Regions from separate parts of the Mus musculus genome. Here regions 1 and 3 are each linked to region 2. The links are chromatin loops, found by intact Hi-C in ENCODE. Cell type or tissue: heart. All regions are shown on one strand. Links, peaks and the distances in the headings refer to the core of each region. The heading gives the core; the rest is flanking DNA.

The links. Hi-C counts contacts between places; a loop is a spot of excess contacts. Peaks named below come from ENCODE experiments on the same cell type or tissue, not always from the same donor. Only the 100,000 strongest peaks of a DNase experiment are listed, where the experiment ranks them.
Region 1: it touches region 2 in a loop (5-fold over the local background); 8 of 42 quality-filtered maps call a loop at or near these places.
Region 3: it touches region 2 in a loop (9-fold over the local background); 24 of 42 quality-filtered maps call a loop at or near these places.

Annotation. Positions count from the first base shown.
Region 1 is chr8:46,948,987-46,959,617 of GRCm38, forward strand. It overlaps a transcript of Enpp6 not described here. Among named protein-coding and RNA genes, the nearest start is that of Enpp6, 33 kb to the right of the region's middle. In heart, for the core only: CTCF peaks have their summits at 4,010 and 4,674 (motif pointing left); a DNase peak (open chromatin) is centred at 4,705.
Region 2 is chr8:46,237,511-46,248,141 of GRCm38, forward strand. No RefSeq gene overlaps it. Among named protein-coding and RNA genes, the nearest start is that of Slc25a4, 32 kb to the left of the region's middle. In heart, for the core only: a CTCF peak has its summit at 4,573 (motif pointing right); a DNase peak (open chromatin) is centred at 4,621; H3K27ac peaks cover 484 bases; H3K27me3 peaks cover 189 bases.
Region 3 is chr8:46,300,201-46,310,831 of GRCm38, forward strand. It overlaps Gm39168 (a long non-coding RNA gene), which reads left to right and starts at 1,437. Exons shown (of 4, transcript XR_001778549.1): 1 at 1,437-1,547; 2 at 6,454-6,599; 3 at 6,811-6,898. In heart, for the core only: a CTCF peak has its summit at 5,748 (motif pointing left); no DNase peak of the experiment used is centred there.

The sequences.
Region 1 (10,631 bases), core at 1,902-6,901, 710 kb after region 2:
TAGTGCACATTGACAACTGAGGAAAAAAAATCTGCAAATTTTCAGTATTTGGTTTTCATTTGACAGTTAGACATCTGATGCCCAGCTTGGCTTTTATGTGGGTGCTAGAGGTTTGAGCTCGGCTTCTCATGCTTGCACACGAACCATGGCCAAGCTTGCTACTGAGCCATGTCCCAGCGCCTGCTTCTGAATGCATGGTGAAACAACAGACCATGTGATTGGGCTAGGAGTTAGGATGGAAAAGCTGTAGGGCTGCTTGCAGAACAAAGGAGTAAGGTCAGGGCGGGCAATTGGCTGGATTAAGGAAACGGTATAAAAATTTCCCGCTTGCCACTTAGGGTCATAAACTATGGTGAGGCTGGCGGGATTTTAAGACAATGTTCACAGTGCATATTGACTACACATGGTACCGTGCTACATCAGTACATTTCCATGGAAGTATACCCCAAGCGCTGAACCAAATCCCCCATCTTCCCCTGCCTTCGACCTTCTCACCTCGACTTACCCTTCTTTGTTGATAGTTTCATCTCTAAATTCATGTCATATATATATGCACACACACGTGACTTTATGGTAAGAGACAAACATATTTGTCTTTCTGAGACTAGCTTAGTTCCCTCAATATAATTATTCTCAGTTGTTCAATTTCCACAGAATCAAGACAATCTCATTGTCCTTATGTCTAAGCAAACTCTTCCCTTCTAAATGCTGTTCTTTTGGTGGACACCTAAGCTGGTTCTGTAAGTGCTGCAGCAAGCATGAAGGAGCCAGTGTCTCTGGAATGTGTTGACTTGGCATCATTCTGGTAAATAGAAGCGCGATAGCTGGATCGTATGGTAGATCGTTTGCCTGTTTGTTGAGGAGACTCCATGCTCGTTTCCTTAGAGGCTGGACTAGTTCACAGCCTCACCAGCAGTGTATACATACTCCCTTTTGTCCACATCCTCACCAGCGTTTGTTGGTTGGAGGCAGGAGCTGAGGCAAAGGCCCTGGAGGAGTACTCCTAACTGCCTTGCTCAGCCTGCTTTCTTTTAGAACTCAGGACCACCAGCCCAGGGATGGCTCCACATGTGATGAGCTGGGGCCACCCCCATCAATCACTCATTAGGAAAATGCTCTGCAGGTTTGCCTACAGCCCATTCTTACAGCTGAGGTCCCCTCCTCTTAGACAGCTATGGCTTGTGTCAAGTTGATGTAGAACCAGCTAGCAGGAGCCTGAATATTTTTCATATGCTGATTGGCTATTTACATCTTCTGAGACTGATCTTCCTTTGGCCATTTATTGTTTGCTTTGACCTCTTAGCTTAGTTGGCTTTTTTTTTTTTTACAATTATTTATTCTTTTATTGTATATTTAGTATTAACGAATGGTGCTTGCTCTGTGTTACCCATGTGAAAATCAGAAGATGATTTGTAAGACTGAGAGTCGGTTCTCTCTCTCCAATGTGATCCCACAGGATCCCACACGAGCAGCTGGGTTTGTCGCCAGACACCCTTACCTGCTGAGCTAGCTTTGCCAGCTCTCTTTGGGTTCTCTGAGTTTGCTGTCTGTTTTGTTTTAGTCTTCTGTCAAGGGTTTAGCTAGGAAAGACGTTCTCGCAGTCTACACAGCTTTCTTTAATCGATTTGAAGTTCTGTATGCGGCTCCCGCTCCATTTGGAGTTAACTTTTATACAGGCGACAAGAAGGGGATCCAGTTTTGTTCTTTGGCCCACTGACATCCAGTTTTCAAGCGGTATTTGTTGTCTTCTTCTCCAGCGTATATTTTTATCTCCTTAGTCATGAGTGAGGTGGCTATAGTCATATGGGCTTGTACTTGTACTCCATTCTGTTCTATTTATCTGCATGCCAAGTATTTTTTTTTCCTACTATGGCTTTGTAATATACCTTGAAACTGGATCCAGTGATTCCTCCAGCATCTTTTGCCCAAGGCTGCTATGGGTATCCAAGATCTTTTTTGTGCTCCCTTATACATTTTATTTTAAATTTGTTTTATGTGCATTTGGTGTTTTGCCAGCATGTATGTAGGAATGAGAATCTCTTCTGCACTGAGTAAAAGCATCGCCTGTCAATAAATATCTGATGACCAATGAGACGAAGAAGGATTAGAAGGTGGGATATCTGGCAAAGAGAGGGGAACTCTCAGAAGGAGTCAGGAGCAAAAAAAATTCCTCATCTGGACTTGGAGGGAGTTGGACATAAGGAACGAGGAGAGGTAACCATGGCAGACATTGAATAGCATAAACAGGTTGTGTCACGAGCTTGTCACAAGCCTAGCTGAAGGCCTATGTGCATATTCATAAATAAATAAATAAAGCCTGTGGTGGCAATGGCAGGAGTCTTTGAAATCTCTAGGCCAGGCCCCAGTAACAAAACCATGTCTCCTAATTCTCCCCGAATAACTAACTGGAGACCAAGTATTCAAACTGCGACTTATGGGGGACATCCCAGGAACCACACTCACAAAGACACAAAGGGGTAAAAAGAGTTGAAAACTTTAAACATAAAGTTGGATTGGAATGCCCATTTGCATATCCCCTGTCCTGGTTTGAATTCCTCGGGGCAATATCAAACACAGAATGTTACATATTATCTATTTGGTCTCATAAAGGAAGATAGGGTTCACCCTGACCTAAGTGGGTATTGCACATTATGTGTAGGTTTTGAACGACAAGCCACGTTCTATGAAAGCGACAAGTGAATGTGAGACGAAGTTGTTTGCTATAATAAATACTCGTGACACAGTGGTCATAAGCCCTTAAAACTATGAAAACATTTCTACATTACAGAAAGCCCCTTTCTGTTAAGCTTTCTGATGACAAGACAGAAAAAATATCTTTGTAAATACCTACTGAACTACGCAATTTCATTGTAAGATGTAGGTGGCACTGTCCTGTGGGTCAGCTAAGGCCAATGTGTGTGGTGGAGCGCTTCCATTTCTGATTTCTGTTTTGGCTGTGAGTTCCAGCTGTGCTACGCCCTTCCAGCGTAAGGGAAGAAAGATGTAAAGAAATACTTTGAGAGCCATGTGCAGGTGTCTTATGAAACATAGCTCTGAAAAGATGGTTTTGAAGTTCCTTTCCACTCCTGTAGCTGAGCTGCTGCCATGAGAATTCTCACCCCCAGTGACCGACCGGCCCGTCTGACCTCAGACAACAAGCCGGAGTGTTTTAGTTACTGTCAAAATCTACTTTCACTTCTGGATCTTGTGAAATTTCAGGATCATAATCGAAATGTACGAAGGGAAAAAAATCCACTTTCAATAAAAAAATTATTTGGATAAAGGATTTGAGATACGATTTTCATCAGTGTGTGCTTTTTTATTATGCATAGTACATTTACTATTTAAATCACATTCTTGGTCTTTATTTTTATGGTCCACTTAAAATTATTGCTAATGACTTCTTGTGATCATAAACTGTTCTGGTCTTGTTTAGTAAGAATTGTGTCCTGCTTTTGTGGGTAAGGAAGTATGGACAGTATTTTCTTAGCTCTAGGAATCCTGATAATGTCTCCTTGCTTTCTCATGCAAGCAATAATATTGGCTTCCCGTAAACATTTCATGCCATACACCACGTTATGTTCAAAGTTCTAAATATACTTCCAGCGTCTCCTGGCAGTTATTGATGTGGGTCAAAAGGCTGAAGCCCACGGATTTTGCATTTCTCTCTAACTTTAAAAGCGTTGCAGTATTGACTTTGGAAAATAAAACACTTCTGAAAGAAACAGCTTTCATTTGAACTATAATTAATTTGCCTTGGGCATTATGGGGGCAGATATTTTCCATTTCAGAAAGTTGTTCTAATTTTTATGGATGTTGTTTTAACTCAGTTGTTCTAGATGGTTCTGTGTTCTCTGACATCTTCTCATCACTCTTCCTTGTTATCCAGTGCTGCACTTCCTGGGGCGTGGAGGGGGCGGGTTGCGCTCTAGTTAACGGTGAAGGACTGATTCCAGCTGATGGTTATGGGAATAGAGCCCACCTTGGCAGGGATGGGGCGGTGTTGATGCTCCTCTTCCAAAGGTCCTGAGTTCAAATCCCAGCAACCACATGGTGGCTCACAACCATCCTAACAAGATCTGACGCCCTCTTCTGGAGTGTCTGAATATAGCTACAGTGTACTTACATATAATAAATAAATAAATCTTTTTTTAAAAATTTAAAAAGATACAATGAAGACAGAAGAAGAAAAGAAGAAAACAGACAAACATTTAAATATATACAGCATACAATTTTGTATAAATAAATCTATTTTCTGTTCTATTTACATATTAGAATATTCCATGCATGTACATATTTAACATCTAAATGTTGAACATATGTTAAATGGCTTTTAAATACATATTTAAACTCTCTGTTGCTGAGATAAATACTCATTTTTTAACTCCACTGGTTTTGTTTAAAACACTTTAAACACTCCCCTACACCCCCCACTCCCCACTTCTGCATCCCTTGAATTTCCACTGAATTTACCTTTGAGTTAGTAATATGAACAAACTTGAGAGGTTTGGCTGACCGTGGCAGTGCAAGCTGTAGACAGTAGCTCGATACAAACCTAAGATGGGAAGAGAATCACTGCAATAAGCCTTTTGATATTTCACAGCTGGGATTAAGATTGTATTTTGGAACTATGGCGCCACCTGGTGGCCATTCTCTTGTTGCCGTTTAACATTTCTATTTTAGACCCCCACCTCTTTGGTAACTTGTACTTGAACACCCTTTGGTCAGGAACCCTAGTATACTATTAAGTAGCAATGTGTGGCCAACTGGACCTGGAAGGCCTCCGCTTGTTCGCTTGCTTGTTAGCACAGGTACCTGGAAATTCTGCAGGTCTAGGTAGAGTACGGGAACAGGGGACAGGAGAGACTTTACATCTTGGTTTTTCACAAGAGCCCTATTATAGCTCTGGCTTTCCCAGAAGCCAACTCCTGTGATTGGATGAGGGACTAATGAGACTAAAAATCAAGCACAAGCCTGCTTGGATAGCTGAGGGAACAACAGGTCTTCTCCAAAGAGGGAGAGGCTTGGGAGATAGCCCCAAGGGGAGGGGACACATCCTCACAACGCGTCACGCACAATAAAGGACTTCATCTAAACATCCATCAGAATCACACAGAGTTTTAAAGACAACCATGCTCAATGCATGCAAGAATGTTAAGGAAAGCTGGTGATTTCCCCAGCAGGTTGATTTGGGGGTTAATTCTTTGGCAATATTAAGAGTTTTGAGGGGCTGGAGAGATGGTTCAGAGGTTAAGAGCACTGGCTATTCTTCAAGAGAGGTCCTGAGTTCAATTCCCAGCAACCAAATGGGACTCATAATAATCTATACTGGGATCTGATGCCCTCTTCTGCCATCCAGACATACATGCAGACAGAATACTGTATCTATAATCAATCAATCAATCAATCAATCAATCAACAATAAATAAATCTTTTTTAAAAAAGATGTTTGAAAACAATCATTGCCTTTTTGTTGAATCTCAACCATAAAGGTAGAAAAGTGGGTCTGTAGGAGGAGAGCTGGCGGCCATCTGTTTAGCTTTAGTAAAGACTAAATATTATGGTATGTATGTTGTACTGTTGCAAAAGGTGGCATGTGCTCAAGGGTTGGTCACTGTCTTAGGGTTTCTATTGCTGTGATGAAACACCATCATAAAAAGCCAAAAGCCACTTGGGGGAAGAAAGGGTTTATTTGGCTTAGATGTCCTGAGTCATAGAGTCCATTAAGGGAATCCAAGGCAGATTCTCAAACTGTGCAAGAACCTGGAGGCAGGAGCTGATGCAGAGGCCGTGGAGGGGCGCTGCTCACTGACTTCTCCTCATAGCTTGCTCAGCCGGTTTGCTCATAGAACCCAGGACCACCAGTCTAGTCCCCCATCCATTGTTAATTCAAAGGACACCCAACATGCTTGCGGACAGCCAGGTCTTACGGAGGCATTTTCTCAGTTGAGATTTTCTCCTCTTAGATGACTACGGCAGCTTGTGTCAAGCTGATAGAGAACTAACCAGCACAGTCACCAACCGGGGATACCATTGGAAGATACTGTAGTCTTTGCCGGAAGAAAGCAGGATATTGGACAAGGTATCCCATTGACGGGGGAACCGGAACTGCAACGGATGTTTTCCTTGTTTGTTTTTGTTTGTTTGTTTGTTTCTCTATTGCTATAGTGAGCAGCTATGTTCCACTGAGTCTCTCTTACCATCATACGCTCCCTTCCATTAGCTCCAGAAAATGAGCCTACAAAGGAAAGAATGAAACCTCTGTACCCATGAGCCAAGATAAAACCTCTCAGGTCATAAGCCATCCTGGGTGTTTTATCACAGGGATGGAGAGCTAGTGTATAGCCAGAATCCGTGTTACTTTACTATTTTGACATGGTGTCCATCTTCAAATAGAATACTGTGTGAAAGTCAAATATACAAATGGGTGGACTGAATATAAAGGGTTCTGCTCTGGCAATAACCTCCACCCTATTATCGGCACAGTCCCCAGCTTCACAGAGACATTACCGGGGCACTTCCATAGTTAAAGCATGTTCTATGGTACAGTGGGACATCCCTGCCTCCATCGACCCTGGATGTTAATGCTAAACCCTTTTCTGGGAGCTCTGAAATCATGGCTGAGTCTCTCATGGGTCTCTTCTGCATTCCAGAGCACACCAAGTTTTTCATTCTGACCTTGATTTTGCTACCACTAAAATGTTTGTCTCGGGACATTAGAAACAACGCCAGGCCATTGGACACCTCACTGTCATTGGAACCACAAAGCTGTGTCAACCCATCTAGCATACATAGTCTTCCCTCGTGAGAGATCTTTAGACTCCTGGATACAACCTAAAACAAACAAGCAAAAACCAGAAAAGCAACTTAAGTAAATGAGAACGTCCAACAACCCCACTATCGATGGAAATGAATATTTCTGGTGTGTTTTCTTTCAACATTTATCTATGTGATATGTACAGCTAAAATACTTGTGCAAGATATGCAAGGTTACTAATACAATATTAATTTATTTTCTGACGCTGTAAGTCAATACCACTGACTGGTTAGTCTAGAAAGAATGTTTATTTGGTTCAAAGTTCTAGAGGCTGCGACGTGCAAGATCAAGATGGTGGCATCTACTGAGAGCCGCCTTCTTGCATCACAGCGTGGGAGGGTACCCCATGACAAGATAAAGCAAGCATGTCCGCACACATCTCGCTCCCTCTTCTTTTTTTTCCCCCATTTTTTATTAGGTATTTAGCTCATTTACATTTCCAATGCTATCCCAAAAGTCCCCCATACCCACCCACCCCCACTCCCCTACCCACCCACTCCCCCTTTTTGGCCCTGGCGTTCCCCTGTTCTGGGGCATATAAAGTTTACTTGTCCAATGGGCCTCTCTTTCCAGTGATGGCCGACTAGGCCATCTTTTGATACATATGCAGCTAGAGTCAAGAGCTCCGGGATACTGGTTAGTTCATAATGTTGTTCCACCTATAGGGTTGCAGATCCCTTTAGCTCCTTGGGTTCTTTCTCTAGCTCCTCCATTGGGAGCCCTGTGATCCATCCATTAGCTGACTGTGAGCATCCACTTCTGTGTTTGCTAGGCCCCGGCATAGTCTCACAAGAGACAGCTACATCTGGGTCCTTTCAATAAAATCTTGCTAGGGTATGCAATGGTGTCAGCGTTTGGATGCTGATTATGGGGTGGATCCCTGGATATGGCAGTCTCTACATGGTCCATCCTTTCATCTCAGCTCCAAACTTTGTCTCTGTAACTCCTTCCATGGGTGTTTTGTTCCCAATTCTAAGGAGGGGCATAGTGTCCACACTTCAGTCTTCATTCTTCTTGAGTTTCATGTGTTTAGCAAATTGTACCTTATATCTTGGGAATCCTAGGTTTGGGGCTAATATCCACTTATCAGTGAGTACATATTGTGTGAGTTCCTTTGTGATTGTGTTACCTCACTCAGGATGATGCCCTCCAGGTCCATCCATTTGGCTAGGAATTTCATAAATTCATTCTTTTTAATAGCTGAGTAGTACTCCATTGTGTAGATGTACCACATTTTCTGTATCCATTCCTCTGTTGAGGGGCATCTGGGTTCTTTCCAGTTTCTGGCTATTATAAATAAGGCTGCTATGAACATAGTGGAGCATGTGTCCTTCTTACCAGTTGGGGCATCTTCTGGATAAATGCCGAGGAGAGGTATTGCTGGATCCTCCGGTAGTACTATGTCCAATTTTCTGAGGAACCGCCAGACTGATTTCCAGAGTGGTTGTACAAGCCTGCAATCCCACCAACAATGGAGGAGTGTTCCTCTTTCTCCACATCCATGCCAGCATCTGCTGTCACCTGAATTTTTGATCTTAGCCATTCTGACTGGTGTGAGGTGGAATCTCAGGGTTGTTTTGATTTGCATTTCCCTGATGATTAAGGATGTTGAACATTTTTTCAGGTGCTTCTCTGCCATTCGGTATTCCTCAGGTGAGAACTCTTTGTTCAGTTCTGAGCCCCATTTTTTAATGGGGTTGTTCAATTTTCTGAAGTCCACCTTCTTGAGTTCTTTATATATGTTGGATATTAGCCCCCTATCTGATTTAGGATAGGTAAAGATCCTTTCCCAATCTGTTGGTGGTCTTTTTGTCTTATTGACGGTGTCTTTTGCCTTGCAGAAACTTTGGAGTTTCATTAGGTCCCATTTGTCAATTCTCGATCTTACAGCACATGCCATTGCTGTTCTGTTCAGGAATTTTTCCCCTGTGCCCATATCTTCAAGGCTTTCCCCCACTTTCTCCTCTATAAGTTTCAGTGTCTCTGGTTTTATGTGAAGTTCTTTGATCCACTTAGATTTGACCTTAGTACAAGGAGATAAGTATGGATCGATTCACATTCTTCTACATGATAACAACCAGTTGTGCCAGCACCAATTGTTGAAAATGCTGTCTTTCTTCCACTGGATGGTTTTAGCTCCCTTGTCGAAGATCAAGTGACCATAGGTGTGTGGGTTCATTTCTGGGTCTTCAATTCTATTCCATTGGTCTACTTGTCTGTTTCTATACCAGTACCATGCAGTTTTTATCACAATTGCTCTGTAGTAAAGCTTTAGGTCAGGCATGGTGATTCCACCAGAGGTTCTTTTATCCTTGAGAAGACTTTTTGCTATCCTAGGTTTTTTGTTATTCCAGATGAATTTGCAAATTGCTCCTTCTAATTCGTTGAAGAATTGAGTTGGAATTTTGATGGGGATTGCATTGAATCTGTAGATTGCTTTTGGCAAGATAGCCATTTTTACAATGTTGATCCTGCCAATCCATGAGCATGGGAGATCTTTCCATCTTCTGAGATCTTCTTTAATTTCTTTCTTCAGAGATTTGAAGTTTTTATCATACAGATCTTTCACCTCCTTAGTTAGCGTTACGCCAAGATATTTTATACTATTTCTGACTATTGAGAAGGGTGTTGTTTCCCTAATTTCTTTCTCAGCCTGTTTATTCTTTGTATAGTGAAAGGCCATTGACTTGTTTGAGTTTATTTTATATCCAGCTACTTCACCGAAGCTGCTTATCAGGTTTAGGAGTTCTCTGGTAGAATTTTTAGGGTCACTTATATATACTATCATATCATCTGCAAAAAGTGATATTTTGACTTCCTCTTTTCCAATTTGTATCCCCTTGATCTCCTTTTGTTGTCGAATTGCTCTGGCTAATACTTCAAGTACTATGTTGAAAAGGTAGGGAGAAAGTGGGCAGCCTTGTCTAGTCCCTGATTTTAGTGGGATTGCTTCCAGCTTCTCTCCATTTACTTTGATGTTGGCTACTGGTTTGCTGTAGATTGCTTTTATCATGTTTAGGTATGGGCCTTGAATTCCTGATCTTTCCAAAACTTTTATCATGAATGTGTGTTGAATCTTGTCAAATGCTTTTTCTGCATCTAATGAGATGATCATGTGGTTTTTGTCTTTGATTTTGTTTATATAATGGATTACATTGATAGATTTTCGTATATTAAACCATCCCTGCATTCCTGGAATAAAACCTACTTGGTCAGGATGGATGATTGCTTTAATATGTTCTTGGATTCGGTTAGCAAGAATTTTATTGAGGATTTTTGCATCGATATTCATAAGAGAAATTGGTCTGAAGTTCTCTATCTTTGTTGAATCTTTCTGTGGTTTAGGTAGCAGAGTAATAGTGGCTTCATAAAATGAGTTGGGTAGAGTACCTTCTACTTCTATTTTGTGAAATAGTTTGTGCAGAATTGGAATTAGATCTTCTTTGAAGGTCTGATAGAACTCTGCACTAAACCCGTCTGGTCCTGGGCTTTTTTTGGCTGGGAGACTATTAATAACGGCTTCTATTTCTTTAGGTGATATGGGACTGTTTAGATGGTCAACTTGATCCTGACTCAACTTTGGTACCTGGTATCTGTCCAGAAATTTGTCCATTTCGTCCAGGTTTTCCAGTTTTGTTGAGTATAACCTTTTGTAGAAGGATCTGATGGTGTTTTGGATTTCTTCAGGATCTGTTGTTATGTCTCCCTTTTCATTTCTGATTTTGTTAATTAGGATTTTGTCCCTGTGCCCTTTAGTAAGTCTAGCTAAGGGTTTATCTATCTTGTTGATTTTCTCAAAGAACCAACTCCTCGT
Region 2 (10,631 bases), core at 2,629-7,628:
ATATTCAGAAATAAAGAAATACCATAAGTCATTAAAAATTATTACTAAGAAGTTTTTCTCTCCTTTTTAAAAATGAAATTGTTCTTTACTGTGTTTACTGTTGTTATAACTGAGTAGTTGAGGCTAGGCAATTTATGGCAAAGAATTTATTTCTTGCCATTCTAGAAGCTAAAATGTCCAAGCTTATCTGGTCAGAGCACAGAACATCTCATGGTGAGGGACTGTGAGGGCTGGTTAAGCCGTTATGACTAACAGGCACCGCTGTCTCGTCATAATGGATCATCCTTTCACTTGCTCACCCTTCAGCTGCTCTAGGAGAGGTTGGAATTCCAACGCTAGTGCTGCAGGACTGCAACTCTGTTGCTATTGACTTTTTGCGGTTATAGAGTTACTTTTGTGTACGAACACACCTGCCTTCCCAGATGCACAGGATGCAGGACTACATTCTAGTGACCCCCTTCCTTCTGACTAACCTTTGTGTTCCCTCAGTGTTAGTGATGAGAGTAGTCCACTCATGAAAGCAGAGCCCTATGGCTCATTCATTGTCCAAAGATCCTACCTCAACTGCCATTAGCATTTAGTGAAAAGACACGAGTCTAAAGCAATAAACCAGCACACCTGTGACCTTGCGTGTCTCTCTCTTGCTCTTGCTTCAACGGCTGTTTGCCTGTGTTCCTTGAGAATGCTCCCTTGAGTCAAATCTCTATACAGAAGCTGGGGAGGGAGGAGGTCTTCCTACTTTTAAATATGTATATTTACAGATTTATCTATTGCTTCATGTGTATGTGCTTGAGTGTGTATCTGTGCACCACATGTGTACAGGTACACAGAAGAGGGCATTGATTCTCTGGGACTGAAGTTACTGGCTGTGGTTAACCATCCTATGTGAGTGCTGGGAATGTATCCTTGATACTCTGTGAGAACAGCAAGTGCTCTTAACCACTGAGCCATCTGGCCAGCCCTTTGATGGGATCTAATTCATTCTGTCCTTATCATGGTTCAGGGCTGCCTTTTTGCCTTCTGGAAATGGTCAGGGTCAGTGACAAAGATGCTAGAGCCCTGTAGTCCCCATCTGTGGCCCTCAGCAGCACCTCAACTCTACTGTTCTCTTCTTCCACCTTAAAGACCATCCTTCGTACTGTCTGGAATTCTGCGTGTGGTCTTCCTAGTGTCTGGAGTTCTGCGTGTGGCAGCTGATACACTCTTTTCTTCTCTCTTTTTTTTTAAAGATTTATTTATTTACTTATTTATTTAATGTATATGGGTACGGGAAAGAAATACCCATGGAAGGAGTTACAGAGACAAAGTTTGGAGCTAAGACAAAAGGATGGACCATCCAGAGACTACCCCACCCGGGGATCCATCCCATAATCAGCCACCAAACCCAGACACTATTGTATATACCAGCAAGATTTTACTGAAAGGACTCTGATATAGCTGTCTCCTGTGAGGTTATACCAGTGCCTGGAAAATACAGAAATGGATGCTCACAGTCAGCTATAGGATGGAACACAGGGCCCCCAATGGAGGAGCTAGAGAAAGTACCCAAGGAGCTGAAGGGATCTGCAACCCTATAGGTGGAACAACAATATGAACTAACCAGTACCTCCCAGAACTTGTGTCTCTAGCTGCATATGTAGCAGAAGATGACCTAGTTGTCCATCATTTGGAAGAGAGGCCCCTTGGTATTGCAAACTTTATATGCCCCAGTACAGGGAAATACCAGGACCAACAAGTTGGAGTGGGTAGGGGAACAGGGTGGGGGGAGGGTATAGGGAACTTTCAGGATAGCATTTGAAATGTAAATAAAGAAAATATCTAATAAAAAAATTTTAAAAATGTATTTGAGTACACTGTTGTTGTCTTCAGACACACCAGAAGAGGGCATCAGATTCCATTAGAAATGTCCTCAAGCATTTCTGATGCCGGCAGCCTTGGCATCAGAACTTCGCCAAGGACACTCCTTGTGTGCGTCTGGCTCAGACTGCTTATCTTTTAGTTTCACATTCATGTACCCTTAAGCTCCACATCAGTTACTTTGTTTAACACTGTCTCCTACCTCCTGCATCTTAGTTTGGGTCCAAAGCAGCAAGCTAAAAGCTGTCTCTGTCCTCTACACACTCTCCCCACACCACGCAATAAGCCACCGGAGTAGTATAAAAATAATTCCTACCTTCTCTTTCTTGTCCATTTGATTTCACACTACTTTGTCTTGCCCAGATGGTAAAGATACCTCTTAGTTGGCCTCTGTGTTTCGTCTGCCCTCTTCCATCATGGACTTGTTCCATCATGGACTTCCATCATTTCTTGTTGCTAGATGTACGATCCTTTAAACCATAAGTGTGACCACTGTCAGTTTCCTGTTCAAAAGCTGTCATATTCCATTGATTTAAGAGTAACTTCCCAAAGACTTATTCGTGTGTGTGTTTTGCCTGAATGTGAAGCCTATGTGTGCCTGCTGTCTTGGGACACAGAAGAAAATGCCAAATCTCCTGGAACTAAAGTTGTGGGTAGCTGTGGACCACATGTGAACATTGGTAACCAAAACTGGGTTCTCTTCAGAAGCAACAAGTGTTCCAAACTGCTGAGCCATATCTCCAGTCCCAATTTAATAATAAATTCAATAGCTCTTGGCTTATTATACCAGGTCTTCCCCATCTCTCTCTCCCTCCTTTCTTTCTTCCCTTCTCCTCCCTCTCTCTCCTCTCCTCCTTTTCTTTCCTGTGTGAGGAGATCAAAGACAAATTATGGGACTCAGTTTCCTCTTAGAACCGTGTGGGCTCTAGGGACTGAATTCAGGGTCTTAGACTTGATAGGAACAATCTTGCTGAACCACAATATTTGTATTTGAAGCTGAACTATATCCCAAAAGTTTGATTATAGATTATAGTCATATGAATAAACCATTGTATTATATTTAAATAAATCCATTTTTAAAGCACCACTTACAATAATAGAAGTAAAAGATACCCCTCAAAGTCTGGTAAGAGATGCCACTAAATTCAAACCACCACATTTACCTTTTTAAAGTGAGGTTTCAAACCGACAGAAAAAGAGAACAGTAGCCAAGGCTAGATTCCTGACCCTATATGTACTTTCTATCCTGAGACATGGAATTATATATTTGATGTTGCTTTTATAGTTTTTGTGACAAGAGAAAAATTAGCCTCGCCTCTACAGTAGCCAGAGTTGGAGTCAACTCCACAAATTTATTTCAGTGTACTCTTCTCTCACCCGTCCATTTTAAAGTAAGCATTCAGTCAAGGCAACTATTTCAGTTCGGTCCTCTTTTTGTTCTTTATTTGCTTTTATCTTATGGGTACGTGTGCTTCTTGGCATGTGTGTATAGTGTCTGAGGAGGCCAGAAGCATGTTGGATGTCCTGGAGTTGGAGTTAGAGGCAGTTGTGAGCTGCCTGGTATGGGTGCTGGGAACTGAGCCCAGGTCCTCTGGAAGAGTAGCGAGTGCTCTTAAGTGCTGAGCCATCTCTCCAGCACAGCACCCCCCCTCCTCAGCTTCATTTTAAGTTTTGTTTCTATGCTGATTACTCTCTCTTTTTTTGGGAATTAAAAAACCAGTCATTCTTTACAGTACCATACACACTGGAAATCTTTAGTACAGAGACACAATACCACTGAGTTTAAGGCTGTTTGCTACTGTCTGTCCCATTAGATTTAGTGTATATGAGCTACATTGAGCTCTTTGATCCACTTGAACTTGAGTTTTGTGCAGGGTGATAAATATGAATCTATTTGCATTCTTCTACATGTAGACATCCAGTTATACCAGCACCAATTTTTTTCATTTGTTTGTTTTTTGTTTTGTTTTGTTTTGTTTTGTTTTGTTTTTCAAGACAGGGTTTCTCTGTATAGCCCTGGCTGTCCTGGAACTCACTTTATAGACCCAGCTGGCCTCAAACTCAGAAATCCGCCTGCCTCTGCCTACCGAGTGCTGGGATTAAAGGTGTGCGCCACCATGTCAGGCCAGCACCAATTTTTAAAGATGCTTTCCCTTTTCCATTTTATGGTTTTGGCTTCTTTCAGAGAAATAAGCTTTAATTTGCACTTGTGCTAAAGTGATGGGAAGTTCTGGGACCAATCACAGTTTGGTGTACATGCCATTCAATACCCCTGAAGAGTTTCATCTTGAGAGCTTGTCAGGTGTCTGTCTCTGCTTTGGGGCCAGTCTCACACTTGGCTGAAAGAACCCCAACCTTGGACCCTTGGGTTTTGTCTCTAACACCATAACACCACTTCTACCTTGGTTCTGAGCACAGGTTGAAAATCCCCAGTCCTGGTGGTTGAAGCTGGGTGTACCGATCCTGGTGGTGTTTCAACTTACAGGCACCAATCATCAACTTAGCGTTCAAACTGCAGTGCTTCAGTTCGGCATACAGTAACATGTATGGTTAGAGCAAGATGGCAGGCATACAGTGGGGACAGGGAGACATGACAGACACATTTTATACTCCCTTCCTTATTTCCCTCAGCTCTGAGGTAAGTACACACTCCCATCTTGTAGATGAAATTGGAAAGGTGGGAACCACACCCTTTTGCGAGCATGAAAATCTCGTAGCCACTAGGTGGCAGTGTGTACTCAGTTTAGACTGAGCTGTGCAGTCAGCGCGCCCATCCCTACCCCCATGTGATGGCTGGCCAAGTGCTCTTTAAAACTTTACTCCTGCATTCTAAAATTATCTTGAACTCTGCGCAACGCCCACAAACCTTAAAATGTATTTGTGACATTATTCAGTGAGTTTAACTAAGTGAAGAGATACGGTAAGTGTTGGCACGTTGAAAACACCGAAATGTTCTTAAAGTTACAACACTTAAAAAAAAAAAAAAAAAAGTCTAATTGAATGCGAAATAGGCCTCTGATAACCACTATCATCTTTCTTTCTCTCTCCCTCCTTTCCTCTCCCCCTGTCTCTTTTTCTCTTCTTCTTTCCCTTCCTTCCTCTGTCTCTCTCTCTAAATAATTTTGAAAAACAATCAATTCAAAATTATTTAATCTTTTCTAGTTGAAAATTCCTTTTTCTCTTTAAAAACTTCCATTCTATTCTTCTATTCTTTTATTCTATTCTATTCTATTCTATTCTTTCCACAAAATCATACCAAAATAACACATTTTGTGCTTTAAAAGCCAGGCTTTCTGTACTGTGCTTCAGGAAATGGACACATGAAGTTGAATGTTTTATATTTCTTGTGACCTTAAGATGCCGTCTCTGTTTTGCCCCTGGGAGACAGTCTCTGATATCCTGAACTTATTGCGCCTTTCAGAAATGGTCATAGAGAAAAGCACGATTAACTGGAAATGCATCCTAGGATACATTAGGGAGTTTTCCCTTTGGGGGAGTTCTGGTCATTTCCTCTCCCAGGCCCTGTCCACAGTGAGATTCTAAATGAGGAGAAAAAAAAAAAAACCTCTGCCTTTCCTTTGAGTAGCAGAAGCATAGTGAAAAAGCAAAGAGAATCCAGTATAGGGAATGCTTGTTAATTTTAACATGACACGGGTAGAAAAAGTTTAGAAAAAAATTATGTATTTAAACTCAATGTTTAGACATCAGTTTCCTTAGCCGGGGGTGGGGTGGTGTTAGCAATGCCTGGAGACTGTTTAGGTCCTGACAGCTGGGGGCCGGGGAGCTGACATCTGGTAGGCAGGGGACAGGGATCTGCTCTGTTCCTAAACCAACACAGCTGAGCTTCAGGAGCCCGCAAAATGTGATCCTCCGCAAATGTGTGTGGAAAGAAAAGAAAATGAAAGGCAGGAAAGGAGTCACTGCTGCTGGAGAGACGACTGGCAGAGTCTAAGACGCTTGAGATCATAGTTGCCAAGGCTAGGAATAACAGTTCCGCTGTAGAGCGCTTGCATGAGTAAGGCCCTGGGTTGGATCCCTAGCCCACCTCCAGACAGGCAGGCAGACAGACAGACAGACAGACAGACACACACACACATACACACACACACAACCCTGGAAATAATCTTCCTAGGGTTCTTCCTACTTTTTGAGGTCATTCCATTTTCTCAACAACGAAAGAAAGAAAGAAAGAAAAAAGAAAGAAAGAAAAAAGAAAGAAAGAAAGAAAGAAAGAAAGGAAGAAAGAAAGAAAGGTAGGAAGGAAGGAAGGAAGGAAGGAAGGAAGGAAGAAAGAGTGAGAGAGGAAGAAAACCTAGGACTAAAACTAAAATTTTATAAATTTTTGTAATATACTCATTTTTATTGGCTTGAAAAAATAAAGAAAAAATGTCTTACCACTTAAATGATATGCATAGAGAGTAATAAACAGAACCTGTTTTATATAACCCCACTTTGCCTAGATAATGGTAACTAAATAGCATTACTTTATCTTTTCAAATACTGTATGTTGGCCTCATTATTTAATTTATATAACACTAATAATAGAAACATAAAACATTACTACAGGCTCCCAAAGTGCCTACTTGACAGTTGTAGAGCTGTTGTTTTGTTTGTGTGTTTTGAGGTCAGGCATTACTGTGCAGCCCTGGGTGGCCTGGAACTTACCATGTAGCTCTGGCTGGACTCAAACTTGTGCATTCCTGGGATGAAGGTGTGAACCACCCTACTCAGCTAAGAGAATCCTTCCTAGTATTTAAAACTGATAAACCTAGCATTCTGGAGGCCGAGGCAGAAGGATCGGAAGTCTGAGACCAACCTGGGCTACAAAGAATCTTATGTACAAAAATGTATCCTGGAGATATAGCACAGTGGTAGAGCACTTGCCAAACACAAATAAGGCCTTGGGGCTCAATCTCCAGCACTGAGGAGGAAAGAGAGAAAGAGAGAAAGAAAAGAAGGAAGGGAGGGAAGGAGGGAGGGAGAGAGAGAAAGAAAAAATAAAACAAAACACTCCCCTCACATAAAACCCTAGTTTTCTAGTATGTGTATATAGTAGACACATTACATATACACTTTCAGTCATAAAAGATCTTCATTGGGCTACATAATTTTCTAGACTTTAGAACCAACTTTTAGAGAGTTTTGACAACTGCCAAGTTAAAGGGAACCCCAGCGTGCAGAATTACACTAATTACAAGTGCTGACACTCCCCTGGCTGGAAGTCAGTTCTCTCCCGCCCACTCTGTTTTCCCTCTTTCAGAACTGAGACCCTGTAGGGACCCGGTGTTACATCGTGTCACCTGGTCCTGAGGTCTTGTCGTGGTGTAGGCAATCAGTGTCCTGCAGTATTTGACTCTGTCTGTGCCACAACTGGTTTGTCCAAACCGTTAGACTCTGAGGCTGTTTCCAGCACTGGGGTAGTCTGGGCCAAGCTTTGATATGCACTCATGCAGAGGACTTTGTAGGGACATGTGCTTTCCTTTATTTTGGATAAATATTTAGAACTAGAATTGTTGGGTTGGGTGGTAAGCATGCGCCACCAGTCTAGATCCTGGTTCAGTAAGAGACCCTGTCTCATGGAAACAACATGGAGAGTGATAGAGAAGACCCTGCGTACACACATGTCCATACTGCATACATCACCCACACTCAGACATATTACACCCTCAAATAAAGAAATAAACAAAAGTTCGTCTTAAAGCAACAACCATTTTTCCTTTTCCTAACACTGTCCCTCTCTTCCCTAAATAACTCTGCTAAAAGAAGTTTTGGTGTTTTTTTTTGGGGGGGGGGTTGTTTTGTTTTCGTTTGTTTGTTTGTTTGTTGTTTTTGAGACAGGGTTTCTCTGTGTAGCCCTGGTTGTCGTGGAGCTCACTCTGTAGACCAGGCTGGCCTCAGACTCAGAAATCCACCTCCCTCTGCCTCCCGAGTGCTGGAATTAAAGGCGTGCACCGCCACGGCCCAGCCCAAGAAGTTTTAAAATATTAAAATTTATTATTTTTGTGTGTGGACACACAAGCTACACGTGTGGAGCTGAGAAAACAACATTGTGGAGTTCATGCTGTCCGTTCACCTTTTTGGGGTTTTGAGGGTTGAAATCAGGCGTCCCAGTTACGCAGCAACCACCCACTGAGCCATTTCACTGGTCTGAAAGAATATCTTTTGAGGGTGCTGGAGAGATGGCTCAGTGGTTAAGAGCACTGACTGTTCTTCCGTAGGTCCTGAGTGCAAATCCCAGCAACCACGTGGTGGCAACCATCTGTAATGAGATCTGATGCCCTCTTCTGGGGTATCTGAAGACAGCTACAGTGTACTTACATATAATAAATAAATAAATATTTTTTAAAAAGAATGTCTTTTTTTTTTTCTAAGACAGGGTTTCTCTGTGTAGCCCTGGTTGTCCTGGAACTCACTCTTTAGACCAGATTGGCCTGGATCTTAGAGATCTGCCTGCCTCTGCCTCCTGAGTACTGGGACTACAGGTATGTGTCACCACTATCTAGCCTGGCCCAAAAGAAATTTGTATTAAGGATAATTAAGAGAATCTTGTCTGCCTCTGATGGTTAGCAACGAGTTTATGGGGAAGAATATATGGGTTTGGCAGGAAAATGAATTGGGTTGTGGATATAAAGAAAAGTCATTTAAAGTATATGTTCCAAAAGTGAAGAATAATCTATTCTGTTTTCTTGTAATCTTCTTTTCAAACTATATGTCTCACAGTTCCGTTCTAACAGTATTCCATGTATTAATAGGAAGCTAATAGTCTTAGCATTTGACATCTCAAATCCTAGTGGTAAGCTTCATTTTCTCCGTGTCCTCTGAGCCTATCACTGAAGCAGTCGGAATCCTGTCCCCTGTCTCAGCCTTACACTTGTCTGCATTCTGGTCCTCTGCCCTGGGATCTCTGCCCAGAGGCTGGAGATAGCCATCCCACCCTAGAGAGGTTAGCAAGGCCAAGTGAGGAGGGGTCATGGCAAAGAATAGCCCAGGCATCACTCACGTCAGACGTAGAAAGAGAACAACTCATGGGTAAGAAGAGTCAAGCGATATTGATCCGTGGCTCCCCAGGGTTGAATTCAGAACATGTTCCGCTGTCTCCTGGGTGCCAAGATTTGACAGAAAGGGCAAAGGACAACTAGAACAATGTGGGGTGGGCGGGTGAAATCGCCATTCATCGTTCATGTGGGAATGGAGTGCTCAGACTGAGGAGACCTTGACAAGGCTCCCTGCCAGCAGCGGGACTCTTGTTTCTTATCAGAAACCTAATTCTGGCTACCGTTACTCTCTTCAGCCTTGGGACTGCAGAAGCGAGGAGGATACATTGTTATCAATGTGTGGTGGAACACTTTTGTCTGTGAGGAGGCAGAGAGGAGAGAGTGGAGAGAGAAGGCTCAAAAAGAAAGCACAAAATCAAAAGGCAGAGGGGAAAACACTTCAGAAAACATTCCACAAACAAAAGGAATAGGAGAGAAAGTAGCCTTTGGGTCAGCAGGGAACTCAGTTCATTTTGATCAAGGCAATGTGAAGGCTAATGGAAAAACAAAAAGACACACTTTGAGAAGCTAAGTAAGTCATAACGAGAAATTGGATGCAACCCAGTTATATATTCCTCATTAGGAGGTTAGCCACACAGATTATGGCATATTCACACAATAGAATATCATTAAAGGAATGAATTATATAAATACTGACATACACATCTATGATTCATTTAGAGCCAAATAAATCGATAGGATACTTTAAGACTATAATTTTAGTTCTTTAAATTATATTTTAGTAAGTATATGGAAAAATAGCTAGAAAGTGAAGCAGTAGGCATCCTGGGGGTAAGAGAGAAAAAAGACTAGAGTATACAGAGGATAAAGGGGCTGCATCTATACTGCAGAATTTTGTGCATCTACAAGATTCATATGGTTTCTGTTACACATTAGGGAAAACCAAGTGGTGTTGACACATTAGGCAACCCCAACTTTGGAAATAAGTTGCACTGCAAAGAATAAACATCATAAAAATAAAGCAAACAAACAAGCAAACCATAATTGGCAATAAAACTTAAGAGTGAAGTAACCTGTGCACAGGTGTGTCATAACCTTGGCCTCCGAGCTGAGGATTCCAAACTAAACATTTCAACCATTGAAAGAATGGGAGTAACTGGGGATTTAGCTCAGGTGGTAGGCGGGGCCGGGAATACAGCTCAGGTGGTAGGGTATATTGTCTAGAAAGAATGCAAGGCAACTTATTCTTAACAAGAGGCTACAAGACGGACACCATGGGGAAATTTTAGGTATCAGAGTGTACTCCCTGCTTTTTAGTCATGTGCTCAAGAGGTCCCAGATTTCCTCCTATATCCTCCTCCCTGCTGCCATAACCTTCCCAGAGTGCGCCCACTAAGTTTCTAGCACTTCTTTTAGCCAGCCTACTGCCTAACCAGCAGGCTCAGAGCTGATCTCACAGCTTGGCATTCACAGAAGCAGCCTGTGAGAGAGCTCTACTCTCTCTGAGCAGTAGAGCCCAGGCTACTCAAATGCACACTTGGGAGATGCAGGCCTCTGGGTCAGGAGGGGGCCTTGCTCTACAGTAACAGAACTTATTTAAGGTTGGATTTCCACCAGGTCCCTTAATGCTTGGGGGAAAACTCCCTAATCCTTTAAGGAATCCCGAGTGAATTTCAACATCCTGAAAAAAACAGTGGCCCCAAAGGCAAACCTGCTGGGAGCAAGCCAAGTTTCTAAAATCCGCTAGGGAAAACACTTGCTCAGGATCGAGGTCTCCCC
Region 3 (10,631 bases), core at 2,688-7,687, 63 kb after region 2:
TATTTTACTATATACTCCTCTAGTTACATTGTTTCCACATGCCGGATGATGGATTCTTTCTTCTTTCTGTCCAACTTAGAAACAGCTTGGGAATGAAGTGGAAATGAATGTAACAAAAAGAATGTGATGTGTGTGTATGCTAAGTTCTACCATTTCTCTAAGGCCGTGGGTATCCGGGTGATCGCAAGTCCTTCCAGTCTTTACCAGTATACATAGTAGTCATTCTACCCTAGTGACTTTCAACTTTCCTAATGCTTCAACCCTTTAATACAGTGCCCCATGTTGCGTTGACTCCCCAACCATAAAATTATTTCTGTTGCTACTTCATAACTGTGATTTTGTTACTGTGATGATTGTCATGTATAAATATCTGTACTTTCTGACGGTCTTAGGTGACCCTTGACCCCCAGGTTGAGAACCACTGTTTTAGACTTACCAAGGAAGACAGAAAATGTCTTCTGAGAGCCTCAACAGTGGGAGGGAGGGACCGGTGTGCTAGCTCTCCTGTGGCTGAAGGAACAGAAGGCAAGGGAGCAAGGAAACCAAGCCCTGGGTTTTCCTTGGAAAGACCTACGAGTGTGCTGAGACCCAATGCCCCAGGTCAGGGCTCAGGAATCTGTTACAATGAGGGAACCAAACTGCCCCGCGGTCCACAGAAAGCTGCTATCACGAAGTATTTTACCAAGGAATTGTTGATTTGATACATGATCTTCAAGGACAGCTGCCTTAATGACTGTAAAGAAGAGTCTAGTCAGGTCCCTGGGTTTGAGTCTTGGCGCATATTCTGTTGGGTGTCTGTCTGCCTTCCATTTGTGTGAGCACTGTAAGGAAGCACTAGCCACGTCCTTGAGCCTTCTCTGAACTCCTGCCCATGAGTTGAGTAATAATGAAAGCGGGCCCTAAGCATCCATGGGGATCCAGTGCTTGGGCGTAGCCAGCAGGATGGGACTGCTTCCTGCCTTCCGCAGGTTCACATACCAAGACAGAAGGAAGTAGTATATGATTGACATTAATACAGTAGCCTCAGGGGACAGTCACTCCATGCCTACCCTAGCTGCATGACATCAGCAATCCCACTGTGCTGGTGGTCTCTCTGCAGACTTTTCTTACCCAGTATCATAGTCCTCTGGTCACCAAGCATAGTCCCAACCCAACAGTGGCATTGACAGAAAGGAAGGGACAACAATGTGGCTGCCATCAGGGATAGGCAACAGAGCCTGGGGACTAGTGGAGTCTTGTCCACTGTCTTAATTAAGGTTTCTATGGCTATGAGGAAACGCCATGAGCAAAAGACACTTGGGGAGGAAGGATTTGTGTTGGTTTGAATATGCTTGACTTAGGGAGTGGCACTACTTGGAGGTGTGGCCTCGTTAGAGTAGGTATGGCCTTGTTGGAGGAAGTGGGTGGCCATGGGCTGAAAGCTGGTCTTTTCCCAGCAGCCTTCAGATGAAGATGTAGAACTAACTCTCTCAGCATCTCCTGCACCATGCCTGTCTGGACGCTACCATGCTCCCATCTTGATGATACTGGACTGAACCTCTGAACCGGTAAGCCAGCCCCAATTAAATGTTGTCCTTATAAGAGCCGCCTTGGTCGTGGTGTCCGCAGCAGTAAAATAATAACTGAGACATGGTTTATTCGGCTTACGCTTCCACATCACAGTTCATCATCAAAGGAAGTCAGGACAGGAACTCAAGCAGGGCAGGAACCTGGAGGCAGGAGCTGATGCAGAGGCCATGGAAGGGTGCTGCTTACTGGCTTGCTCCCCATGGCTTGCTCAGCCTGCTTTCTTATAGAACACAGGACCACCAGCCCAAAGGTGGCCCCACCCACAGTGGAATAAACAGTCCCCATCAGTCACTAATTTAGAAAATGTCCTATTAGCTTGCCCACAGCCCAGTCTCATGGAGGCATTTTCTCAATTGAGGCTCCCTCCTCTCTGATGATGATAGCCTGTGCCAAGTTGACTTAAACCTAGCCAGTACACCACGAGGGCATGCGGTGAAAGCCAGTACACCACGAGGACACACGGTGAAAGCGTCTGTATCCTATGCCAGGCCTGCAAGGAATGCAGGAAACCTGGACTTTCATGGAAACGCCATTTTTATCCCCATCATTTTTGCATCCTGAGCGGTTCTACAATTTGCTTTACTGACACTAGACTGAAAACTCAGGTTTAGCCGTCAAGGGCGGGTTGCAGCAATGAAGCCAAGGTGGTAGGTGTACCAGTATTACCAACTCTGTACAGATACTTTCTGTTTCTCTACCCTTGTCAAGAAATCTTGAACACACACACACACACACACACACACACACACACACACACACACTCTGTTTCAATACTGCTAATTAAGACCTGATCTTTCCCTCAGCCTTCTCCATCAGCCTGGTGGACCACTAGCTTTTTTTTTTTTTAATCTTTTTTCTTTTTGTTAATTTATTTTATTTATATGAGTACACTGTAGCTGCCTTCAGACACACCAGAAGAGGGCATCAGATCTCATTAAGGATGGTTGTGAGCCACCATGTGATTGCTGGGAATTGAACTCAGGACCTCTGGAAGAGCAGTCAGTGCTCTTAACCGCCGAGCCATCTCTCCAGCCCCAACCACTAGCTTTTTGTACGGCCTATGCACATCCCCATTGGACCTGCGATTCAGAGGGATTTGAATACACGTTCTCTCTGTTCACTGAACAGCCTTTGGCAAGCCTCTGGGCCTTGGTTTCTGGCTCTATAAAGCAGCAATGGATGTGCCTACCTCCAGGGCTTGTTGCCATGACTCCATGTTGCCATGACTCCATGTCAGTCGTTGTTCTTATGCTGGGACCCTTTACGACAGTTCCTCATGTCCTGGTGACTCCCAATCACAAAATCATTTTGTTGCTACTTCATAACTGTAATTTTGCTACTGTTCTAAGTTGTAATGAAAATATCTGATATGCGACCTCTGTGAATGGGCCCTTTGACTCCAAAAGCATCATGACCCACAGGTTGAGAACCACTGCTCTACTGCTCTACATAGCCATGTGTGATGCTACGCAGTATCTGGACCACAGGGGATGCACTTAATAAATTCTCAGAATGGCACTGGTGTCACAGTGGAGACAGAACGGGTTGCTATCTTTAAGAAATATAGAGAGTGACTTAGACACGGAATGATAAAAAGCCAATGAGATGTGGCTTACAGGGAGACTTCCAGAAGGAGATGTGGCCTAAGTCCTTAAGAGAGACTATTTTCCTCTTCCGGGCTTCATAATAGGTGACCATCAGCTTGGGAATTTAAGACAATGGGAATTTATTCTTACAGTACGGGTGCTACTAAATCTAAAATCAAGATATCAGCAGACCTGCTCTCTCCTTCAAGGCTCTCAGAAAGACTCCACACCTCCCCTCTCCTTCTTCAATATGTAGATGCTGTTCCACTGCTGAGTGCACATTGCAAGCGTCTTTCTGCTCATCCATCTTGAAGCCTGAGTTAGATCAAGTATTTCCCCATAGGATGCCTGGAAGATTACACACTGATAAAGCATCATTGGGGACCGGTTCTAATGCTCTGAATTAATCCAACCCCCCCCTCCCAAAACGGGAATCTGCGTGTCTAAACGCTGAAGGTCCTTTTCTCCAATTGGTTTTTGATTGATCAATAGAGTCAACAGACAGTGGCTGGGCAGGCAGACTGAGGCGGGACCTTTGGATTTGCACAGGTTAGGAACTAGAAGAGAGGAAGGGAGGAGAGAAAGCCATGAAAGGGAAGAAGGAAGACCAGTCCTAAAGGCCAGCTGACATGTGAGAATCAGGGAAAGTGGGCACACAGGCCACTTCTCCAGTTGTGTTTGGGGAAGCAGAGATGAAATATAGATGAAATAAAAGATGCTAACTCGAGAGTACTGGTGGGAGTGTTTGCTAACAGTGGGAAGGATTAGAACTGCCCAGGCTTTGAGCTAGTCAAGGCATATTAAAATTAACGAGAGAGAGAGTGTGTGTGTGTGTGTGTGTGTGTGTTTCATTTGCAAATTCAGAGGACTCTGGAGGGTGGCTGGAAGCAAAGGCCCACCAGGAGCACAAAGTGGTTTAACTAACTACCGCTACACAGCATTTTCCCTCTCTCTGTACTATGATGGTAAATACTTTTGACTTGAGGCATCTCAACCTCACGCCTCTGGACACATCTAGGAGGGAGTTTCTCGATTGAGTTAATGAGGTAGAAATACCTATGCTATATATGCTCGGTATCACTTCTGGACTAAATAAAAAGTGAGGGGAGCATCCCTGTTTATCTGTTTCTCTGTCTGGCAACACAGATACAATGTGACCAGTCGCCTCCACTCCTGCTATGTCCTCTCTGCCTTGAAGCGACACAGATACAATGTGACCAGTCGCCTCCACTCCTGCTATGTCCTCTCTGCCTTGAAGCGCTGAATCTCCTCACACTGTAACCCACAACCAAACCTCCCTCCCTTAAATTTCTTCTTGTCAGGTATTTGATTGTAGCAATCAGGAAGTAACCAGGAGATGTGGGGGAGTCTCTGACCACCACAGCCAGCAGAATGATGACCCATGGGGAAGGGAGGCAAGAAGGTAGTTTGGTTCAACAAGACTCAATTGGTGGTGTTTGTACAAACATGGGGAGTCTGACCCCCCAAGTAGTTTATTTTAGGCATATTCAAGCCCAGAAAAATCTGGTGAAATTTTTCCTGGTGATAATTAACTCAAGCTCATGCGCACAATAAAGCTTAAAATATGACTACATTAAAACTCAGTAAAGGTCAAGTGATCTCTTCCGTAAAGATGAGGCTAAAGATCAGCGACATGTGACACCTCCCATAGAGGCAGGTTCTATAGACTGAGAAGCTTACACACACACACACACACACACACACACACACACACACACACACACAAACACACACACATACACACACACACACATACACACACACACACATACACACACACACACACACACACACACACACACACACACACACACACACCAGCTCATACAGGAAAGAAAAATGAAGCATATTTCTCATGCTTTGATGATCAGGCCATGGCATCTGAACTCTTGGCGATCATAAAACTTCTGGAAGTATTAGTCCTGCATTCTACCACAAACTCATGGTTAAAAAAGAACCTTTGCTGGGTATGGTGGCCCATACCTGTATCCACAGCACTTACGGTATGGAAGGGGCAGGATCTCAAGTTCAAGGCCATCCTGAAATTCAGACTGAGACCTTGTATCAAAACAAAACAAAACAAAACAAAACAAAACAAAACAAAACAGAAAACAGAAAACTGTGATGCACTGGAGTCTATAGCTTTAAAGCAAAGCCCTCAGGCAATTCTGGTATATAGGTCTGTGACTCTATTTATTTGATACCATTACTATACAGTGATTTGTAACTAATTAAAGGTTATGTTGCAGTTATGAATTGACAGGATAATTGGCAAAAGGTTCTGTTTTTGAGTCTTTTGTGCCATTTGGTTCTAATGTCTATTACTACAGCCATTGTTGCTGTCCTTTCTTTACGTTAGCCTGACTGACTCCTTATGACCTTTCTTCAGTTCTTCCTGAGTCAAGAGTAAAATCTGTGCGGTCAATTTAAAGCTTGCCTGAGCTGCAAGACTCTCTTTGAGATAAGATGAAAGTTATCAATACGGTCACGGATCGCCTAGCCTCCTGAGTGTTGAGGCCACTTCACGATGTGGCCAATTTGAACCCATTGAGGGTTGGTTGGCGCCCTCTAGTGGTTGAAACTAAAAAACTTCTAAGAAAAGAAATCATTCCATAAACTGTGCAAGAGACTGACTCTAGCCTGGGTCTCACTGTCTAAGAATGGCTTCGTTTTGATGGGACACCTTGTCTCCGCTGGATGGGTAATAATTGGAAGCGTTAGATGAAGGTGTTAGTGAATGGGAAGCCATCACATTCCCAGGAGCAGGATATTCATCCTGCTTGCCTCCTGTCAAAGCCTACCCATGCCACAGGCCACACAGGCTGTGTCTTCCCCTGGTATGGGAGTGCCTGAAGCCTGAGACTTTAATTAGTCATCTTTGTTTATATATATATTGATATATATATATATATTTGTTTATATATATATATATATATATATATATATATATATATATATATATTGATTGCAGTGTCTGGCATCAGAAAATGTTCATAAATGTTTATTGAAATAAGAGAGGCAAAGGGGGGTGGAGTGGGCAGCTTTTGACTCTAGTGGCTCAGGAGGGTACAGGCCAGGATAAAGCCTTCCAAATGAGAACTTAGCATTGCAACTCTTTGAATATAACTGGACATGGTGTCACGCTGGCCCCACCCCCTCTCTGGATTTTGATGTTAGGCATTTGGTCCCTGTATTTATTAGGCTTCCTGAGATGAGCAAAACAGTAGGATGAATACACATCCCATGGGAATTTATTACGTTGTCCCACATATCTCAGATTGCATGGTCCAACGATGGAGAAACTGGGAACGCAGTGACTCTCCCATTCCACGAGAATGTAGACTGTCCCTGTATGGTCCCAAAAGCCTGGAGATTTCCTGGAGAAATCCTTCATCTCCCGTCTACATCGGAAGGATGAAGAAGGTGAGCTCTGGTGTCAGCAAGAGGTAGCAGGGGTGAGACTCCACAGCAAAGAGCAAATGCAGGCTGGTGAGGGCAGCGCCTTTCTTACATCCTGGTCCCTGGTGGAACTGCAGCCTGCTGGGGGGTGGGGGGTGGGGAATCGTTCCTCTCAAGTTATCCTTTCAACAGCCTCACACACCAGCCCAAACGTGTGCCTCCTTGTTGGTTCTAGATCCAATCAAGACAGCCAAGATGAAGTACTGAAATCCCGACCTGGATTCTTTGCCTGCAGGAGGAGTGCAGAGATCAGGGCCCTGCAGGTGAGTGATCAGGATGGGTTTCCGCACCAGGCCCTTTTGGGGGAACTTCTTGAGTATTTCTGCACCGTGGATAGAAGAAACAGTACTGATTGCCAAAGAGGCTTGGGTACTGGCTCAGGCTTCTAACTGATGTTACTTAGGGACCCTGACAAATCTTTCCTCCTGATGGCCTCCCCCGTGAGAATTTTCCAGGGGTCAATGTGCTCATAGTCTCTCCTTGGTTGTCTCCCAGGGTAAGAACCCTTACATGCTGGAAGAAACCACAGGAAGAAAGACACACAGGTCATTGTATTAGTCAGAGTTTTACTGCTGTGAACAGACACCATGACCAAGGCAAGTCTTATAAAAAACAACATTTAATTGGGGCTGGCTTACAGGTTCAGAGGTTCAGTCCATTATCATCAAGGTGGGAGCATGGCAGTATCCAGGCAGGCATGGCACAGGAGGAGCTGAGAGTTCTATGTCTTCATCCAAAGGCTGCTAGTGGAAGACTGACTTCCAAGCAACTAGGGTGAGGATCTTATACCCACACCCACAGTGACACACCCATTCCAACCAGGTCACACCTATTCCAACAAGGCCACACCTTCAGATGATGCCACACCCTGGTCCAAGGATATACAAACCATCACAGTCATCAAGGAAGGAGAATTGAGAAGGGGGAAGTAGGAAGGCATTGAAGGAGGCAGGCCAAGGGGAAGAGGAATGAGAGGTGTGGGGTCTTCGGGTTTCACTAGGGCGCTCCACAGACATCTCCAAGCACCTGTTCTGAGTTAGCTTGCACGTTCCCATGACTAGGCCGTGGTGTCTGGATATCCAGTTAATCCCAGATTAGCTAGAGCAGAGAAGGTATGTCCTAAGCATCCTTGTGGTCAGTGGACACTTGTCATCTTTTAGCATTTGTCACGTGAAGGTCCTTGCTTGCTTGGTTTCCATGACATCATAGAGAAGAGATCTCTCGCCTCTTCTCAATCTCTGTTGAGGATTTTTCTTCTTTTTTCTGTTGGTCTTCTGTGTGCCTCCAGAGTTCTGTCTCAAGCTACCTGGGTCCTCTTTTACTTTTGCATTCAGTTTAAGAGGTTTTCTTTCTTTCTTTTTTTTTTTCAAAAAAAAAAGATTTATTTATTTTATGTATGGGAGTACACTGTCACTCTGTTTAATTGGACTCCATTACAGATGGTTGTGAGCCACCGTGTATGTGGTTGCTGGGAATTGAACTCAGCACCTCTGGAAGAGCAGTCAGCGCTCTTAACTGCTGAGCCATCCCTGCAGGCCCCAGTTTAAGAGATTTTGTGAATGACAGATTTTCACCTGTCACTCCCTTCCTCATTTTACTTCAGCAATTCTGCTTCTGCTCCCTGCCTGTGTTTCTCCTGACTAGCAGACAGCAATTTCCATCTCTCCATTTGGGTATACTTGAGGTAGATTAGCCACACACACCAAGCCATTTAGGGCTGGGTCTAGCCTCCTCCTCCCTATACCTGGTGATAATTCCGTGCTGACATCCTTCCATTCACGTCTCAGTGAATTGAGGTTCTACATGCAGATGTCCACCAGGGCAGGCAGAAAAGAGGGGCTCCCTTTTTTCAGTTTCCAAGCGCTATTCACTCTGTTATTTAAAAAAATGTGGGCAGGAGAGATGGCTCAGCGGCTAAGAGCACTGGCTGCTCTTCCAGAGGTCCTGAATTCAAATCCCAGCAACCACATGGTAGCTCACAACCATCTGTAGTGGGATCCGATGTCTTCTTCTGGTGTGTCTGAAGACGGAGACAGTGTACTCATATATATAATAAATCTGTAGATGGAACCCAGGGCCTTGAACATACATTTTAAGCAAGTGCTCTCTAAGTGAATCATATTCCCAGCCTAGTTTTTTGTTTTTTGGGTTTTTTTTTGTTTGTTTTTGTTTTTTGAGAAACAGCCTTGATATATAACTAATTCTGGACTTGAGGTCAAAATTGCCTTGCTTCTACTTCCTAAATATTAGGATTATAGGTGTCTGCCACCACCCCTGTCTAGTTCATACACATCTTCACCCTTCCCATCAATGAACTCCCTGCCTTGGTCCCGTTGCTCAATCTCCATTCAGATGCAATGGAGCAGCGGGCTTGTCTCACACCTCTGACATCCATTTCCTTTCCCTTCGTGTCCAAAAAGGGTCCGAATAGAGCCGAGTGTCCCATACCTCAGATCCTATCCCTTTCCTCCCTTGAGTTTATTGATGGTCCCTACTGGTATCCAAACAAAGCCGAATGGGCCTAAGGTCCTTTCTGGAGATCTTGGTTGGGCAGCCTGGATGTGTGAGGACAGTCCTCCTGGCTGTCTCTCAGTTATGTCTTCCTTTCCCATCAAGGTTCTGCTCTTATGTGTGGATAGGGCCCCTGCCCTTCAGTCATAACTCAAAGTATCCATGGTATATCCCTGTCAGTTCTTATGAAGCTATCAGTCAGCATCATTCACATGTATAGCCCAAGTTTCTAACAGCTCTGGGTACATCGATTCCTCCTCTTCTTCTTCCTCCTTCTCCTCTCCTTCCTCTTCCTCCTCTTCTTCAACTCACTTTTATTTTATTTTTTCGATTCATTCATTCATTCATTCATTCATTCACTCATTTACTTTATATCCCAATCACAGTGTCCTTCTCTTCCCAGTCCCCCTCACACCACACTTCCCCCAACCTCTCCCTTCACCTCTGAGAAGGGGGGGGGAGTCCCCCCTGGGTACCAACCCACCCTGTGACCTCAAGTCACTGCAGCACTAGGCACATCCTCTCCCAGTGAGGCCAGACAAGGCAGCCCAGTTAGGAGAATGGAATTCACAGGCAGGCAACAGAGTCAGGGACAGCCCCTGCTCCAGTTATTGGGACCTGCATGAAGAACAAGCTGCATCTGGGGGCGGCTAGGTCCAGCCCTTGTATGCCCTTTGGTTGTCTCTGGGAACCCCCAAGGGTACAGGTTAGTTGACTCTGATGGTCTTCTACGGAGTCCCCTCCAGCTCCCCCATCGGGACTATCCTTATGTCATGGTTACTAAGATTCTCTTGCTGTCCCACACTCATTGGTAGTTTCTCCTCTTTTGCTGTTGTGAACACAGCTTCCTGTTCAGGGTTCCCTGCAGGGCTGTCCACATCCCCCTCCCCTCCCTCGGTCTCTCACCTCTTCCTACACATCTCAGACACATCTTCCTCGTAGGAGAGAAGTCTCCTCGTGTCTTGAATATTTCTTAATTCTATATGCTCTTGACAACTGGTTTGTTCTTCAAAAATGGACTCTAAAGCTCTGGGCGCTGTGCCCTGATCTGGAGACAAGGCAGGAGAAAAGCTGGTACCAGGAATCCACAATTCCTGGCTTGCCTCTTTCTCCTCTGCTTTGGGGATGTTAGCCAGCCAGTGCCAACTCTGGGCTGGCTCCTTTGTTTCTGGCCTTGGTTTCAGGTTTCTTCTTGTGACACTGAGTTACACGGAAGAAAAGAAGGAAGGACCATTTTCTGTGAAGATATGGCTTCAATTGCCAGATTTCTATGAAAATGGTTTCCTATGAAATCTTCATATCCTTCCTACCTCTGTTCTGACAGAGCCAGGAAAATGGGCCGGGCCTTCTTTCTACTGCGTTCTATATTTATCCCCATCCTCAACCCTGGCTTTGCACGAGAAATCAGAGCCCTCTACAGACCTTTCCACCCAAGCTCACAACAGTCTTCTCCTTTTTAATCAGTCACTGAAAAATTTCCCACCC